Linked DNA regions of Homo sapiens: region 2 is linked to region 1. Evidence: chromatin loops called from intact Hi-C (ENCODE). Cell type or tissue: heart left ventricle. All regions are shown on one strand. Links, peaks and the distances in the headings refer to the core of each region. The heading gives the core; the rest is flanking DNA. Region 1 overlaps COL15A1 (collagen type XV alpha 1 chain). Region 2 overlaps TGFBR1 (transforming growth factor beta receptor 1).

Evidence for each region. Hi-C counts contacts between places; a loop is a spot of excess contacts. Peaks named below come from ENCODE experiments on the same cell type or tissue, not always from the same donor. Only the 100,000 strongest peaks of a DNase experiment are listed, where the experiment ranks them.
Region 2: it touches region 1 in a loop (2.3-fold over the local background); 15 of 110 quality-filtered maps call a loop at or near these places.

What each region holds. Positions count from the first base shown.
Region 1 is chr9:98,995,741-99,004,074 of GRCh38, reverse strand. It overlaps COL15A1 (collagen type XV alpha 1 chain), which reads right to left. Exons shown (of 42, transcript NM_001855.5): 6 at 6,994-7,141; 7 at 3,124-3,236; 8 at 488-622. Among named protein-coding and RNA genes, the nearest start is that of COL15A1-AS1, 55 kb to the right of the region's middle. RefSeq lists enhancers at 4,270-5,025, 5,026-5,782. In heart left ventricle, for the core only: CTCF peaks have their summits at 3,428 (motif pointing left) and 5,007 (motif pointing right); DNase peaks (open chromatin) are centred at 3,422, 5,034, 5,314 and 6,283; H3K27ac peaks cover 3,815 bases.
Region 2 is chr9:99,109,894-99,118,227 of GRCh38, reverse strand. The region is part of intron 1 of TGFBR1 (transforming growth factor beta receptor 1); the gene reads right to left. Among named protein-coding and RNA genes, the nearest start is that of TGFBR1, 8.9 kb to the right of the region's middle. In heart left ventricle, for the core only: no CTCF peak of the experiment used is centred there; no DNase peak of the experiment used is centred there.

The sequences.
Region 1 (8,334 bases), core at 275-8,274:
GGTATGCTGCCCTTCTTCAGGCTTCAGGCCTTTGCTCCTGCCAGCCCACCTTGCTGAAACACCTGTTCCACCCCCTCTGCTAGGCGACTTCTACTTACCCTCTCAGGCCCGCCTTCAGCATCCTTTCCCCAGGAAACTTCTGTGCCCCCGAGTCTGGGCTCTGGGCCCCTTTTTCAGTGCTCCCAGGGCATCCTGTGCTTCACCTACCACTGACCACAGCCCCTCTTACCACCCTGTCTTCAGGAATCACGTCTATCCTATTTACTATCCATCCCTGAAACCAGGCCTAGTGCCCAGCACAGTGTAGGGCTCTGCACACCGCCACTGAATGGGTCAATGCTATTTAGTGCTTACTCCGACAGACTGCCCCCATGAGACTGTCACTGTGTTTCACAGACACATAGGGAAAGCCAGTGACTGCTCCCACCCAACACAACCCACAACCCCAGACACAGGTGAAGGGGAGCTTGCGCTCTGAGCTACTTACTGGAGTGACCCCTTCCTCTGGGTTCTCCGTGGACATAGAGAGGGTTGGTCCCCCGGTGGGCACACTGCTGGCCTCTGCTTCTCCAGCAGTGCTGATGGGCACCTCGGCCAGCCCCGCTGCTGTTGCTGCTAAATTCTGAAAACAAAGGCATCACAAGAGACCATGTCTCTGGGCTCCCATCAACATGCCTGTGGCTGGTGAGAACAGACTGCCTAGCCTTCTCCAGCCACCTGCATTTCTGTAGCTTCTTTCTCTCAAGGACTTTCACATCTATGGTTTCATAAATCCAGGGATGGGAAAGACTGCCCAGGCACCTATGTCTGGTGTTTGATTCCCAGTATTGGTTTGCACCTCCATTAACACGGAAATCACTGCTCCTGAGTCAGCCTGGTCTAGCTCTAGATACTTCTACTGAAACCCATTGCCTCCCTGTGACCTCCCCATGTACCCATCCAGAAGGCATTAGACAATGTCTTTGCCCATGAAGATGCTTCAGAAATGTGTAGGCAGCACCTCTGTCCTCCTCAGCCTTCTCTAGGCTGGGAGACAGAGACATTCCTGCTTCTTCTCTCTCCCTGTGACTCAGTTTCCTTTGGGAATGCACAGGCAGATTCTCTGAAGGTTTCATAGCAATGGGAGAAATGGAAAGAGAGAGCAGCTTTGGGGCTGGTGACAGCAAACTATGTTCTATCTTCATTTCCCAAAGCTTGTTTATTTATTGCAAAAATGTGGTTCTTTTGGTTACAAAAAACACCAGGCTAATCAAAGTTAAAAAGATTTCCTTGCTGCAGGATTTCTCAGAATCTATAAAAAGAGGAATGTAGAGTGCAGCATTTCCCAAAGTCATTTGACCACAGAGCCCCTTTTTCATAAAATATATTAAATCCTTGCAGAATTACTGTCTCAAAAAACAGTTAGAGGAAAGTTGAGGTCCCAGGATGTTAAAATGAGACTCTTTCTAACTCAGCGTCAGCTAAAGCCCCAAAGGGCAAGTGCAATTTCACAGGCATCAGGTAATCTCCCCATGCTAAAACAAGGAAATGGCACCCGTTCTACCAGCTCCTGCCCATCTCCTACCTCTAGGCTGTGTAAGAAACCATACAGGACTCATTTTGGGGTTGAGTGCCTGGAGAGCAAGAATTCCTTTGGAAAGAATTTTCAGTGTACTGCGGTTCTTCTCCTCCCCTCTACTCACTCCAAACCATTTGGTGAGCTGGGTATGTATTTCCTGGAATTTGGGAGGCTCAGGGACTGGTGTCTGATTTTCTCCAGGGAGACAAAAGGTGAAAGGAGGGAGCCCTTTAGATTCAGAGTTGGGAGAGAGGGACAAAGGAAGAGAGGGGAAGGGGAGAGGAGAGGAGGGGGAGGTGAGGGAGAAAGAGAAAAGGAGGGAAGTGGGAAGAGGAGGGGAGGGGAGAAAAGGGGAGAGGAGAGGAGAGGAGAGGAAGGGAGGGAATAAAAGGAGAGAGGAGGGAAGGAGGAGGTGAGAGGGAAAGGGGAGAGGAGGGGAGGGGGATGGAGAAGGGAGGGGTATTTGTCCTGCAGTTGTTTTGCTGGAGATAGACAAGATAAAATCTCTCCAAAGGGAGCTGGCTGAAATGGGCTGTACTCAAAGAGCCACGCAGAAGATCTGGGCAACCTGTATGGGGTGGAAGCCCGGGCAGAAGTTACAAGGCAAACTATGGAATTTTGATCCTAGGTCCCCTGCAGGAAGACCTCCCAGGAACCACAAAAGCCCCCATAAGAGAGAGTTCCAACAATCAGGCATCTTCCACACCAAAAGCCCAGATCACAATTTGACCAGCCAAGTACAACTGTGTCCATTTCTCCAGGTGGGCCAGCCCCTGCAGATGTTAAAAATAGCTCTAGAGGATGGGGAGATCATGAGGATAAGGAGGAGAGAGAAGTAAGAAAATAGAGAGGAAACCCCTAACCATGCTTCCCTTTCCTGGCAGTTTCCTAGTCTACAGTAGGCCTGAGTATAGAAGGGGGGAAACTGTGTTTGTAATTTTGTTGAATTTTTGATATTATGCTGGGCTTGACTTTTAAATATCTGTGAAAATTGACTGTTACCAGATAGTGACTGAGAGAGCTGTGAGAACTGTCTTAAGTTTTCATCCCAGGAGAAGGGAAGGAATGAGCTGGCGTTGTGGGTTTTCAGCAGGGGCCATTGTGAGAAAACTATTTATGCTTTAATTTTGCACCCTAGGGAGCCCAGCATTTCAAAAACTGGCTTTGCAGGTGTAAAAGCCAATTACCAAACAATAGCATGAACACACCTGCAGTTAATCTGATTCTGTCTTGAAGGGGACTCAAAGGGCTGATAAAGCTATGTGCCTTCACAACTGAGCAGGAGGGCGGGGTTGCATTGGTGAGGCCTGGACGCTCGCTCATCACAGGCAAGTGTGAGGACAAGCTTGCACTGCATATCCCCCACCAGTCCTGTGCATCCCTGGAGAGCCTCTGTGGCCCTGGGACTCTGACCTCCTCTGTACCATGAGGACAGAAGCAATCTTGATGCTATTCAACCAAAACCCTTGTGGTTCTCTCTGGTGCTCAGTAAAATCATCACCAAGTTTGAAATAAGCAAACAAGCCTACTACTGACTAATCAAATGAAATTTACCATCTACTCACCTTTTCTTCAGCAATGTCAAGGAAGGCCCCAGCCCCTGAGCCGCTGTCAGTAATGGGGTCACCATCCACAGAATGAACCCCCTCCAGTGTGTCATTCAGGATCTCACCAGACCCTACAGGAAGCAGGCATTCTGCTATCAATAACTACATTTTGCAGTCTTGGAAAAGAATGAGGTATCTCTTCACCAGCTAACTTGGAAAGATGTTCAGATACCATGACACAGGGTCAAGAGGGGGAAAAAACAAGTTGCAGAACAACATACATGGCAAAGCATGTGTGGTTTCCATTCCAGGCTCTGGCACCACCTGCAGGCAAGTCGCTCAACTTCTGCCTCAAGTTCCTTATCTAGAAATGGGGAATTACAATAATTCCTACCTCATAGGGTTGTTTTGAGTACTGTGTGTCACAAGGACTAAGTAAGTTAATGCAAATAAAGCATTGAGGACAGCCCCTGGCATATAGTAAGCAATTGATAAATGTTCATTGTTGATATGGTTTTACGTGTGTAAAATAGAAAAAAAAAGTATGAGTATAGATATCGTATCATTATTATATATATAACATATTCATGTTATGTAATAATGATTATGACATACATAATATATACATATATGTATATGTATATGTATATGTATGTGCTTATATATTTATATACTTGGCTAAACCACAGTGTTTAGTACTGATATTTTCCAGAAGATAGGAGTGTAAGAAGAGGAAACTATTATTTTTCTGGTTTATACAACTGAGCATTAATTTAATTGTTCCCACATGCATATATTTCTTTTGCAATTTAAAAAGCAGCCCGGAATCCCAGCACTTTGGGAGGCCGAGGTGGGCAGATCACTTGAGGTCAGGAGTTCAAGACCAGCCTGGCCAACATGGTGAAACCCCATCTCTACTAAAAATACAAAAATTAGCCAGGTGTGATTCCACATGCCTGTAACCCCAGCTACTTGGGAGGCCAAGGCAGGAGAATCACTTGAACCCAGGAGGCAGAGGTTGCAGTGGGCAGAGGTTGTAGTAAGCTGAGATTGTGCCACTGCACTCCAGCCTGGGTGACAGAGTGAGATTCCATCTCAAAAAAAAAAAAAAACGCAAATGGATTTTTGAAGCAAAGAAAACTTATTCATTGGCCGGGCATGGTGGCTCATGCCTGTAATCCCAGTATTTTGGGAGGCCAAGGCAGGAGGATCATTTGAGCTCAGGAGTTCATGACCAGTCTTGGCAACATAGCGAGACCCCATCTCTACTAAAAATAAAAAAAAATAGCCAGGCATTGTGGCATGTGGCTGTAGACCCAGCTGCTCAGGAGCCTAAGGAGGGAGCTCATGCCTGGGAGGTCAAGGCTGCAGTGAGCCATGATTGTGCCACTGTGCTCCAGCCTGGGTGACAGAGCAAGACCCTGTCTAAAAAAAAAAAAAAAGAAGAAGAAGAAGAAGAAAAAGAAGTTGTACTACCATGACTGCACGCCTGTTATGGCTGGGCCCATGCCAAGATTGTCCCATGCACTCCCTCCAGCAACCCTCCTGCTGGCCCACCTGTCCTGCCCACCGGGACCCCTCCCACCACCTTCCTGCAGGTGGGCAGATCCTGGTTGGGGATCCCACTATCACCCCATGACAGGTGTGACCTGCCGGATCCACACATCAATACCTCAGTATTATTAACCCTGGGAATGAGACTGAGACTGGGAAGGGCCCTGAAGCCAGGTCAGCCTGTCCCCGGGCCAGGCCCTTCCCACACACGCTGTGCTCACGCAGGTCCCATGGTCACAATAACTCTGGAAGAGGTGCCAAATCCTCCAAAGGACTCTGCCCCCCTCCCCACCCACTCCTGTCCCATCCTGTGATGGAAGAGTGGCCAGCACGGGTCGAGCACTCTCGTCTTCCCTGCTCTGACCACCAGGGGGTGCCGTGCAAGCAGCCGATTGCCTGTCCTCCAAGGACTGACCCCTGGGAAGAAGGAGGTGGGGTGGCCCCTTCCACGGGTCACGATGGTGTCAGGGAAGCTCTGAATGCAAATATTAGGGGCTTTGCTTAGCCAGGGCTTTCTCCCACCATCCGGGCTGTCTACACATCAAGAAGAAAAGGACACTTTGGCTAGCTCCATTGCTTTCAACTGACCTTTTGTCTGCTAGATAAGGAGTGTGGCTGATCCCGGGAACAGGCGAGCTGCGTTGGGATCAGAGCCCAGTCCCCACGTGGACCTCATCTTCTCAGTCTAGGAAAGCCCTCGCCCCAGCCCCTTCACCTTAACCCCTTGCTGAGAGATCCTAATTCCACCCCTGAGAAAAGCATTCGCAATTCAGAAGCCACTTCCACAACTGCGGCCAGATTCAGCCCTCTCATCCACCCAGCATCGGGGATTGTTCATGCTCCCAGAGGACGGCTAAGGAATCTGAAGCTTGGAAACTGATCAGCAACTTGCCCCAGGCCGACAGCAAATAGGGGGCTAGGCAGGGCCTCCTTCCAAGCTGTCTGACTCTCCCCAGCGGGCAGTATTTCCACAGCAACACCCTGCCTCCTTGGCTCTGTCATGACGTTATTAAATTATCCTACAATTTTTTCTCTCCAGTTCTCTATACTTTCTCTGACCCACAGACTCCCCAAATTTAGTTGTTAAAATAACACTCATTAACTGATGGCAGAAGCAAAAAGAATAGTGATATGTATTATTGTAGAAGACTTGTATTAATAAAATACGGAAGTACAATAAAAAAAGTAAAAACCATCCATAATCCTACCACTCAGAGATAACTGCTTATAACATTTTGATGAATATTACGTCTAATATGTGATGTATCTAATACACACACATCGCTCTACATAGCTATATGTAAATAGATATAAATAACATATATTCAAAATTAGGGTCATAGACATAATTTTGGAATTTGCTTTTTTGGTGGAATATACCACGAGCATGTCCCTGGGTCATTAAATCTTCTGTATCACCAGTGTCAGGGCTGTATGTATGAATGAAATAGAATTTGGCCGACCAATCCCTACTGTGGGCAGTTTGGGTTATTTTTGTTCCTAAGAACAGTGCTGCCAGGAATGATCTTGTACTTACATCTTCAGTCTGAAGTGACGGCCCCTCTGAGAAATGACAGAAACCACAAGCGATCTCAGGGCTTGGGCATATGCCAAGCTAGTGCCTGGGGGATAGTGTTTGACGCCTGGGCTTTTACCAGTGCTCCTCTGCACAGGTAGGGGGACAAGAGGCAGGGGCCAGAGCCCTGGATGGGCAGCCAGGGGACCAGCTCTTCTCCTAGGGACTGCTGCTGCCTTGCTGGGTAACTGGCCCCTCTCTGGCCATCAGTTTCTCACTTGTGCCACACAGGAGTTTAGCTGATCCTCTGAGAGTTGGGGAGTTTGTGGCAAAAGTCAGAATGGGTGGGGACTCTGGACTTAGCTCTTCCAAGTGTTGGTTTTTCCACCTATAAAATAGTGGCTAGTGCTACTGAGTAGGCGGTATGCTGTCGGTGTTGGAGACAAAATATCCAAACACTTGGCACACTGTAGGTATTCAACAAAGAGCAAGGATTATTACAAACTTTTCTGTTAAACCCCAGAAGGAATAGAATCTGGGAGTTAGAAGCTCCAGATCTGGGGGTTAGAAGATCTGCTATCTGAGCTCAAATGCCAGCTCTGCCATTCACAAGCTGTTTGCTCCTGGCTGGGTTACTTAACTTCTCTGTGGCTCAATTTCCTCCTCTTGTCTGTAAAATGAGGGTGGTTCTCACCCTTTCTTAAAGGGTTGAGGGGAAGGTTAAATGAGATTCTGTATGTTACATACATGGCCCCGGCTGGACACATAGTAATCACCCAATAAAAGGCCACTACGTAGGCATGTGCATCCGGACTTGCCTTGTTTGGGGCTGCTGTGCTGGATGATGCTCATGTTGGTGGTTTCCAGGGTCCCCTCGGGTACAGGTTCACCAGAAAGTTCCATGTCTTCAAAGGGGGAGGATGGAGTTGGAGGTGTGTTTATGGGTTCAACTTTTGCTTCTTTGGGCTGAAGGGAGGAAAAATGAGATGCAAAATGATTTACTTGGCAGTAAAGCAGAAGAAATGACAGAGAATATCACTGAAGAAAATAATATATCCACAAGATGCTGAATAAACCAAGGGGAAAGCTTGGCCCCACTTGGTGTCTACCTGGGCAATGGCTGCACCTCCCAGGGCCTGAAAGAGGTGCCTACTAGAGGTCATTAGATTCTGTTCACTTGACAGTGAGACTATTCATCTCAGCCAAAGCTCTCTGAGCACAGGGACCACATTTCTGTGATTCCCAAATCCCAGGTCAGCCAGAGGAGGTGCCCAGTAAAGATCTGTTAGAGGAGGGAATGATTGAATGAATTAGTGAACAAATGAATGAACCAGGCTGCACTCAATAAACTGCATATAAATTCAATGCCAGATATGAAAACACCTATGAAAATGAAAGACGGGTGTGGTTCCTTCCGAGGAAACTTCAGCATCTATATAGCTTTTCCAAAGCCAGTCAGTGTCTTAACCAACATTACCAACTAGAGAAAAGCAAACAAACAAAACCCCAACAGAAACACAGAGTGCTTCAGTGATCTACGCAGAAATCCTAGCATGGGCTCCAAAAGTCACAGCATCACCCCTGGACCCAAGCAGCAGCTCGCGGGACCCAGCGCTTGTCAGCATTCAGATAGCCTCATCACTTTCTAAGCTAAAGGGGCTGGGGGTGCATGGAAGAATCCTGTGAATCAGTGTTGAACTCGTGGTATGAACAAGAAACCAATCTTTGTTTTGTAAGGCACTAAGATTTTTGAGGTTAATTTGTTACTGCAGCATCACTTACCTTTCCTGACTAATAACAGAAGGTTATTTCCTTAATTCAGAATCTAGTAAATCAAAAAATTTCTGGTCCATGGAACAAGGAGGATTCTTGGAAGCCCCATCATTTAGAATTTAATAGTTCATTTCTTACAGTCAGACCTGGATCAAATCCCAGCTCTCCACTTATAAGCTTAGTTATGTTGGGCAAGTCATGGAGCTTCACTGAACCTCAGCTTCCTCCTCTGTAAAAATGAGGACAATAAAGAACTACTTGAAGGCAGGAAATAGAAAATGCATGGAAGGGCTAAGCACACCTTTATATTTAGTACATAAATATTCCATATTTGTTATTGAAAACACTGTAAGTACAGATGAGCAAAAAGAGAAATCACCTTGAGT
Region 2 (8,334 bases), core at 141-8,140, 110 kb before region 1:
GATCAACTATTAGAATCAATTAGTCAATCTAGCAAGGTCACTAATATAAGGTTACTCACTATACCAAAAAAAATTAAATTAAAAAATCATTCTTAAACCAGTAATAAATAGAAAACGTTTTTTAAAAATCTAAAAACTAGGAATAAACCTAACAAAAGACAGGTAAAGACCTCTGCAGAGAAAGCTTAAAAAATATTACTTATTGATAGAAATTACAAAGGAGATAAAATAAAATTTTAAAATGTATTTATAAATGGAGAAAAGTGACAAGTTCCTAACTGGAAGATTCAATACTGTAAAGAGGTCAATATTCCATAAAGTGATCTGTAGATTCAATAAAATCAAATCAGAATCCCCACAGGGTTTTTTTATTCAGTGGGAACTGACAAGTTGATTCTGAAATTTATATGGAAAAACAACATCGCAAGAATAACCAAAGCAATCTTTGAAAGACTTAACACTACTCGATATCAAGACTCCTAACATCATAATAATTAAGACAGTATGGTAATGGCACAAGGACAAATGGGCAAACAGAACAGAGATTACAGAGAAACAGACCCTCACATATACAACCTCTTGATTTATGATGAAGGTGATTGTACACTGGGGGAAAAAAGGTTTTACCAATAAATGGTTCTGAGTCAACCAGATATCCGTATTTTAAAAATAATAAAAATCTCATACCATAATAAATAACCAACTCCAGATACATCTCAATGTGAGAGGTAAAACCAATCTTTTAAATGAAAACACAGGAAAACATTTTTAAAACATTTGGGTCAGAAAAAGTAAGCAAACAGGATTCTAACTTAAAGCAAAAAATTGAAGGCCGGGCACGGTGGCTCACGCTGTAATCCCAATACTTTGGGAGGCCGAGGCAGGCAGATCACCTGAGGTCAGGAATTCGACACCAGCCTGGCCAACACGGTGAAACCCCATCTCTACTAAAAATACAAAAAAAAAAAAAAAAATAGCCAGGCGTGGTGGCAGATGCCTGTAATCCCAGCTACACGGGAGGCTGAGACAGGAGAATCACTTGAACCCAGGAGGCAGAGGTTGCAGTGAGCCAAGATCGCGCCACTGCATTCCAGCCTGGGTGACAACAGTGAGACTCCGTCTCATCTGAAACATTCATCTCCCTTGTCAAACAAAATACCAAAGCAAAGCAGTTAAATTGTGGTTGCAGTCTCCTAGAAGAACACAGCTGAATTGAACCAAGCAAGGACAGAAAAGCCCACCAAAAGGAAGGAGCTTTTGTATTATTTCTATATTTGCATTTTTATAATATTTTTAATCATTAAATTTTGGACTCCCTTGGAGCCTAAAGATATAAGCATCTAGTGTTGACTGAACTCCTTTCAGGGAAACATTTGCCCTTTGAGACTAAACTATGTGTATATGAAAACTTAGGCTTGAGATGTACTGTAACCAAGCTAATAAAGTTTTCAGACCTCAAAATCTACATGCCGAGACTTGGCATTAGGAATATGGGTTTCCAATTGCTGGTAGCATTGATACAGTAGCATCATGGCTACTGAAGAAAGTGGGGGGTTGGTTATTAAAAGATAAGGATCTATCAGGCTCAGAGGCATAAGGGTCTTGATGTTATTTATACCTTGGATAACTGATGATACAACACCGAAGACTATCTTGCAGAATTATGAAATCTATATGTAAGTCAATAATCACTAGTCTCTAGATAATAGTTTAGAATGGTTCACAGGTGATTATACTCATTTCTTCCATAAGATTTTCCTTTTTCCCAGTTACAGAGACTAAGCTAAATCAGATGGAAGCACCCAATTGCTTAGGGCAACTACGCTATTTCCTCAGGGACACACCATCTGTTTGCAATGCACAGCTAATTCTGAGCCTGTTGGTCCTCGCAGAGTTTTCCCTTAAGACTTCTGCCTGATGCCTAAAATCCCTTAAAACTCCTCCCTCCTTTCCCTTCTCCCATGGTAAGGCAAGAGCAGGCTGGATCTGACAAAACTTAAATGATAGATGAGATCTACATAAAATACTTATGTGGCCTTTTTTTTTTTTTTTAAGAATAAAGTGAAGAAACAATTATGATCATGGGGAGAAAGAATGTGAGAGCAGAAAGGCTCAAGTTTATACATGCATCGAAATAAGAGGGAAGAAAACAAAAGGACAATGCACCATGGAAAGAAGGAAAGCAAAATAATGGAAAGGGAGAAAAAAGGAGCATCTCTTCCTAGGAAAGTAATCTACAATGCTGTGTTAATCTGCCAACGCTTTGGTGGGACTGGCAATCAGAAATTGTCTTTCCTCACTGACAAACATGACCAGACTCTGGCCCCTGATTTGTAATTTTTTTCCCAAATGTAAAATGAGACAAAATAACTAAAACTACTTTAACTTGTTTATTTTGATAAAATAATTATATATAATTATTGTTGAAGGAAATCTACAATACACAATCTTGGGTGTTTTTATTTAAATCTATCACACATTGAATAACAAAATTAAAATGTCAGTTTTTCAACTGGAGAAAGTACTCAAATCAACAACCACGTGCTGAACAAAGAGACCCAATTAGAGCACATTATAGTTTGATTTGGAAATGAATACATCAAGCAAAAAATAAAAAACCCATACATATATCGTGTGCTTGCATACAAATGAAAGGGCAGTTGCTGCTTTTCTATCTCTGTATGTCTTTTCAAGTTTAACTCTATCCTCCATGTTCAGTGCTCCCAAATATCTATATTAGTCCTAGTTTCTCGCAGAAAAAGCCATTCGTTTTTGCCTTTTCCCTGGGGACCTATTTGTAATTCAATGCATATTTAAGAATCTTATAATGTAGAAATGTAACAGGATGCCTGAAGAAGGTGTCCTAGAACTATAAATATACACTATTATGTAATCAGTGAGGTTTACACCTAGGAAATCTAGATGGAATGGTTTTCCTGAAGCAAATGAACAAAAATAAGGAGGTTCAGTCTTGGTGGTGAGAACAAGGAAACACTGGAACAGACCTGAAGTAGTACAGCAACTGCAGAAAAAAGGAAAAGTGAATCCTTACAAATCATGAGTGATAAACCCGAATTGTTCACTTTATTTTTCAATGGCCCATGTACAAAGACTTCTATAAAAGCTTCTGCTCAAGAACAGAGAGAAGCTTGTTTTTCCCAATGAAATCAGAATGCTTCTAACCACAGAATGCCCTCATGCTAATGTACGTGCCTATCTTTTCCATGAATACTGGGATTACTGTGAGACCAGTACAGTAGGGCCACACTCTCAGATAAGTGTGGTCTCTCCTAAAGTAATCATTCCGAACGTCCATTACTCAGAAATGAAGCAGTTCTTCAAACAAGAAACCCAAGCAAAGACACTCTGGATCTTACTGACTTGCACCTGTTTGAAGGTAAATGTCTGGCTCTGCCTTTGGTAGCAGTACTCTGATGAAGTGTATCAAATGGAGACACACCAAAAGATAAGGGCATGAGAAAAATGTCTTTGTAAGCCAGACTAAATAGTTTCATGTTGCTCTCTATTCATTATCCTCCAGCTTTTAGCAAAGCTTGATTTAAATGTCCTAGCCTTACATCAGCTGTTCCATTGGCATTAGGGAAAGACTAATGTGTTCATACTTGGATCAGAGACTTAAACTGGAGAAGAAAGATGGAGGCAGCAGCACTAAATTGAACCCTCAATACGTGTTAAAGGGGAAGCCTCAGAACAAGAATCAGATTATTGCCAGATCCAGCAATAACCCCTTACCACTTGGAGATTCTCCCTGTATGACAATCTTGGCATTTGGGGCTCCACTTTATTAAGGAAGGTGGCAGTCTCCTCATGAATTCTCGATAGGCAATGAGATCTATGCAAATTATCAGTCTTCCTTACTTGCCTTGGTTACCAGAAAACTCAGAGCTAAGTATTGTGTTCAACTTCTAAAGCTTTCCTCAGCTAAACTTACGGATAATTGTTCTCTTTTTCTTTCCCTTTTTGACTTACTGATTCTTATCTTTTGTGGTCAGTAGATTTGGTCTTACTGAATTTGCTATTATTTCAAGCTTCCAAAATCCTTTTTTGGAAAATGACCAAAATAAAAGCCAATCAATGGATAAACTAACTTTTCTCGTATAATACAGGAGCAACAAGATACTGCTCATCTTGAAGCCATGAATCCTAGGGATATTTAGACTATATTTGGCTAAAACCAGTAAGCAAGGAAGCTTGGATTATGCCCAAAAGTACAGAATTTTAGAGGAGAAACAGAGCTTAGAGATAAACAAGTCCGACCTCCTACCTAATGTAAGAAATTCCTTCTACAATTTCTCAGACAGAAGGTTATCTAGCCTCTGCCTGAATAGTTCCAGGGTGACAGGGAACATACTACCTTACAATGTTCCATTTTGACAGCTATGGTAGAGAGTCATTCCTTACATTGAGCTGAATTCTGCCTTTCAGTCTACCAATTAATTCTAGTTCTTCATTACACAGACATGTATTTCTTCTTTCAGAAGACATTCTTTCACTTATTTAAATATATAATAATTCCCCTTTATTGAACACCTACTGGTGTCAGGCTATGTACTAAGTGTAAATACTACTGTACACTATCTTCACAACGATCAGGTAAATTAGGAACTATCCTCTTTTGAAAAGTGAGTCACAGATACACTGATTAGACTCTAATTACAGCCAGATATGTTGGTGCTTATATACTACTCCTATAAACAAATATTTCATTAAATTTCTGACAACCAAGTCACATGAATTTAATCTGCCTTCAAAACTGAAAGAAAAACTTAAGTTAGATCAATCCAAATAGAAAAAGAGAGATGGTCTAGGGATACAACTGCACCAGTGTTTGGTTCATTGAGAAAAACAACAGGAAAAGCATTTAAAAGGATAGCCATCAGGGAGCTCCAGGAGATAGTAAAGCTGACACCTGTAACATCAGCAACCATGACCTGAGGCCTAGGCCGCAAGCAGGAAACTTCCTCTCTTTTATCTCAGCCAAGAACCACACTCCCAAAAGATCAAACGCATTACTGCAGAGAAAGCAGCACTGTCTGAAGGTTAATTTCAATACAACCAGAAGATCACAAGTAATTCTGAATATATACATCTTTACTAAGAGAGGTGGGGGAAAAATAGCATGAACCTGCAAAACAGGAAAGAACCATATCCCAGCAAACGGACCAGGACTCCAGATACAAGCTAGGACTTCAGGGTCTAAATAAAAACTCCATTTAAGGTAGCGTTTTAGGACACTAGAATCCTCCTACCCCCAAAAGAGAAAGACAGAGAGAGAGAGAGAGAATATGAGGTGAATGCTAGATGCTAGTAGCCATTTCTTTGCTTAAGGTGCTCTCCCATTTCCAACTAGGTTCCATTTTTTTTTAATCTTTGCTGACTACTGAGCAATTTTATTTGGCTACCTTCACCTCAAACTCAACATGCTTAAACCAGAATTCGTCTCCCCTTAATCCTCGTGCCAAATTACTCATTAAGTTAAAGGCATTATCCAGCCTAAAAAAGCTTGGAGTCATTCTTTTTTCTTTCATGGAGTCACTCTGAATTTCTGTACTCCACCTCTTTACAGCTAAGACCTACTGCCACTCAACAAATATTTACTGAGTGCCTAGGATGCACCAGGCACTTTCCATACACTTGAGATACATTAGTGAACAAAACGAAGACATCCACTTTCACAAAGCATAGAATGATAGGAAGGAGACAATAAACAGTAAATAAGTACATATGATAAGTAAATAAATACAGTATGTTAGAAGGTATTGTTACAGAGAAGGAAAGCACTGTAGGATGATGACAATATTTTAAAAGGTGGCAGGATAAGCCTCACTGAGAAAAAGGTGTCATCTGAGCAAAGACTTGCAGGAGGTGAGGGAGGAAGCCATGCAGGTATGTGAGGGAAGAGCACACAAGCAAGGGAACAGCCACACACAGGCCCTACTACTAATTCCTCTGATTTCTTTGTTTCAAATGTCATACAGTCACCATTTCACCCCGTTCTCAATGCCATCAAACCAACTGGGTAGCCACCCTGATCCATTCCCTCTGCGGCACAATTAGACATTCTTTTTCCACATTAAAACCACTCTCCTGATTTTCAAGGCCCATAATTCTCTGAGCCCACCCTTTACACCATGAACTTCCATTTCTCCTCTTAGAAATCCTGAAACTTAGAATGCTCTTTCTCCACACATGCCATCCTCTCCAGCCAAGAAGTGCCTCCTTTCCACCACACATCCACTCAAAGCCCTATCCTCCTGCAAGGCAGAGAGATCAAGTCCTACCTCCTCTGTAAAGCAGTCCCTGTGGTTGCTAGTACTGAGTCTGTAGTCATATTTCCTCAGCATCAATTTTTTCAAAAGCAAGACTGCCTCTTACTTTTCCTATATTTCTCATCATGTTGATCACTACTAAATATTTGCTAAGAATAGATGAGCTATTTCCTCTGTAAACTGAAGCTCTTTCCTCTGTAAACTGAAGCTGTTTGTCAATTTAAACACTTTTATTAGCTTTCATAAACTGCTGAAATAGAATGATTAAAGAATGGTTTGTTGCTGTTTTTTTGTTTGTTTGTTTTTGTTGAGATGGAGTTTCACTCTGTCGCCCGGGCTGGAGTGCAGTGGCGCAATCTCGGCTCACTGCAAACTCCACCTCCTGAGTTCAAGTGATTCTCCTGCCTCAGCCTCCCAAGCAGCTGGGATTACAGGTGCCTGCCACTACGTCCAGCTAATTTTTTGTTATTTTTAGTAGAGACAGGGTTTCATCATGTTGGCCAGGCTGGTCTCGAACTCCTGACCTCGTGATTCGCCCACTTCGGCCTCCCAAAGTGCTGGGATTACAGGTGTGAGCTACTGTGCCCAGCCCAAGAATGGTTTTTTATACTCAAAAAAAAAAAAAAAAAAAAAAAAAAAAAAGCATGGGTGCAGGATATGCCAAATGTTAATAATGGCTGGTGATGGTTTTTTTCCTTTCTCTAATACAAATTTTCAGTCCTGTGCTTATGTAACTTTTAGAAGAAAAGAATTTGCTATGAATATATGTATAAATCAATACAAATAGTAAGTGATCAACTATCACTGGACTCGTCAGGAAGATTCAAATTACCTAAAAATATAATGTTAAAGAAAGACTGTTAGTATCTGAATGGCCTGCAGTTGCAAAGAAATAGTAAAACTGTAATCAAGGCAATCTGAAGCAAATTCTCATGGTTTGCAAAAAAGGGAAAGGAAACTTTCCTGCTGAAGTGGCTCTAACAATGTATTTACTCTATATGAAAGGAGCATGGACGTACGTGACCCCATCATAAGTAGAGGAGCATTTGTATAGGAAAAGAGTACATACCCTGGAGTGCTTAACTGAAGGCTCCACCTTTCATTAACAGCATAACTTCAGTTTCCTGGTCTATAAAATGGAAACAAAGAGGGTCTTCTTTCATAGATATGAACTAGGTTCCAATCTGAGCAAAATTGTGTCAATTCTGCCTGCCCAGGCAGATGGGGTTTATGGTAATACAAAATCATTTGAGTCTCAGTGGCTGAACTACTGTTAGTCTACATCTGTGCCATTCAAAGCAGTGTCTTTCTTTTATATATATATTTACGATTAGACGATGAAAAAATACTAACACCTTTGGATAATGTTTAGAGTTGAAAAGAATCTTGGGGTAGAGCCGATGTTATCAAAACCTACAGTTATCTTCTGAGCACTGGTCACCTGTATCTGGGAACAAATGGGCTTAAGAGTTTGGAAATTAAGCAGCAAATAAGTAAGAAGTTTTGGTACTCTATACAACTACCATTCAAGGTTGGTTATGAGAACTAAATGATGCCGTATTAGCCATGGTCAAAGAAAAAAAAAGAGAGAAGAGAGAATTAAACGAGACAAGACAGATAGAATATGTAGCATATTCTTGCAACCCTTCAAGAAATTTCAAAGCAACCTGTGTGTATACTTTGCAAGTCAATTTTTTTTAAGTTAGATTAGAAATTGTTCTTTGAGGGAGCAGCTTTATAAAAGACTTGATCTGATCTATAAAATTGGACCATAAAACCAACTGAACTTAGTCCACTAGTATTTAAGAAAGTGATGTCTGAGATGAATAATTACAAGTCTACCAACCAATTTTCTTCATGATGAAGAAGGGTAGCCATAAGAAACTTACCTGGAAAGCAAACAAAACACATAAAATTGGATCTAATTCAGAGTGGTAAACAATTTTAATGTTTATGGAGACTGCCTGGATTTGACATTGAGAAAATTCAGCTAAGAATGGCATTAAATGTAATCCTAAGTATTGGAGTTAGGCTGGGTCAAAAC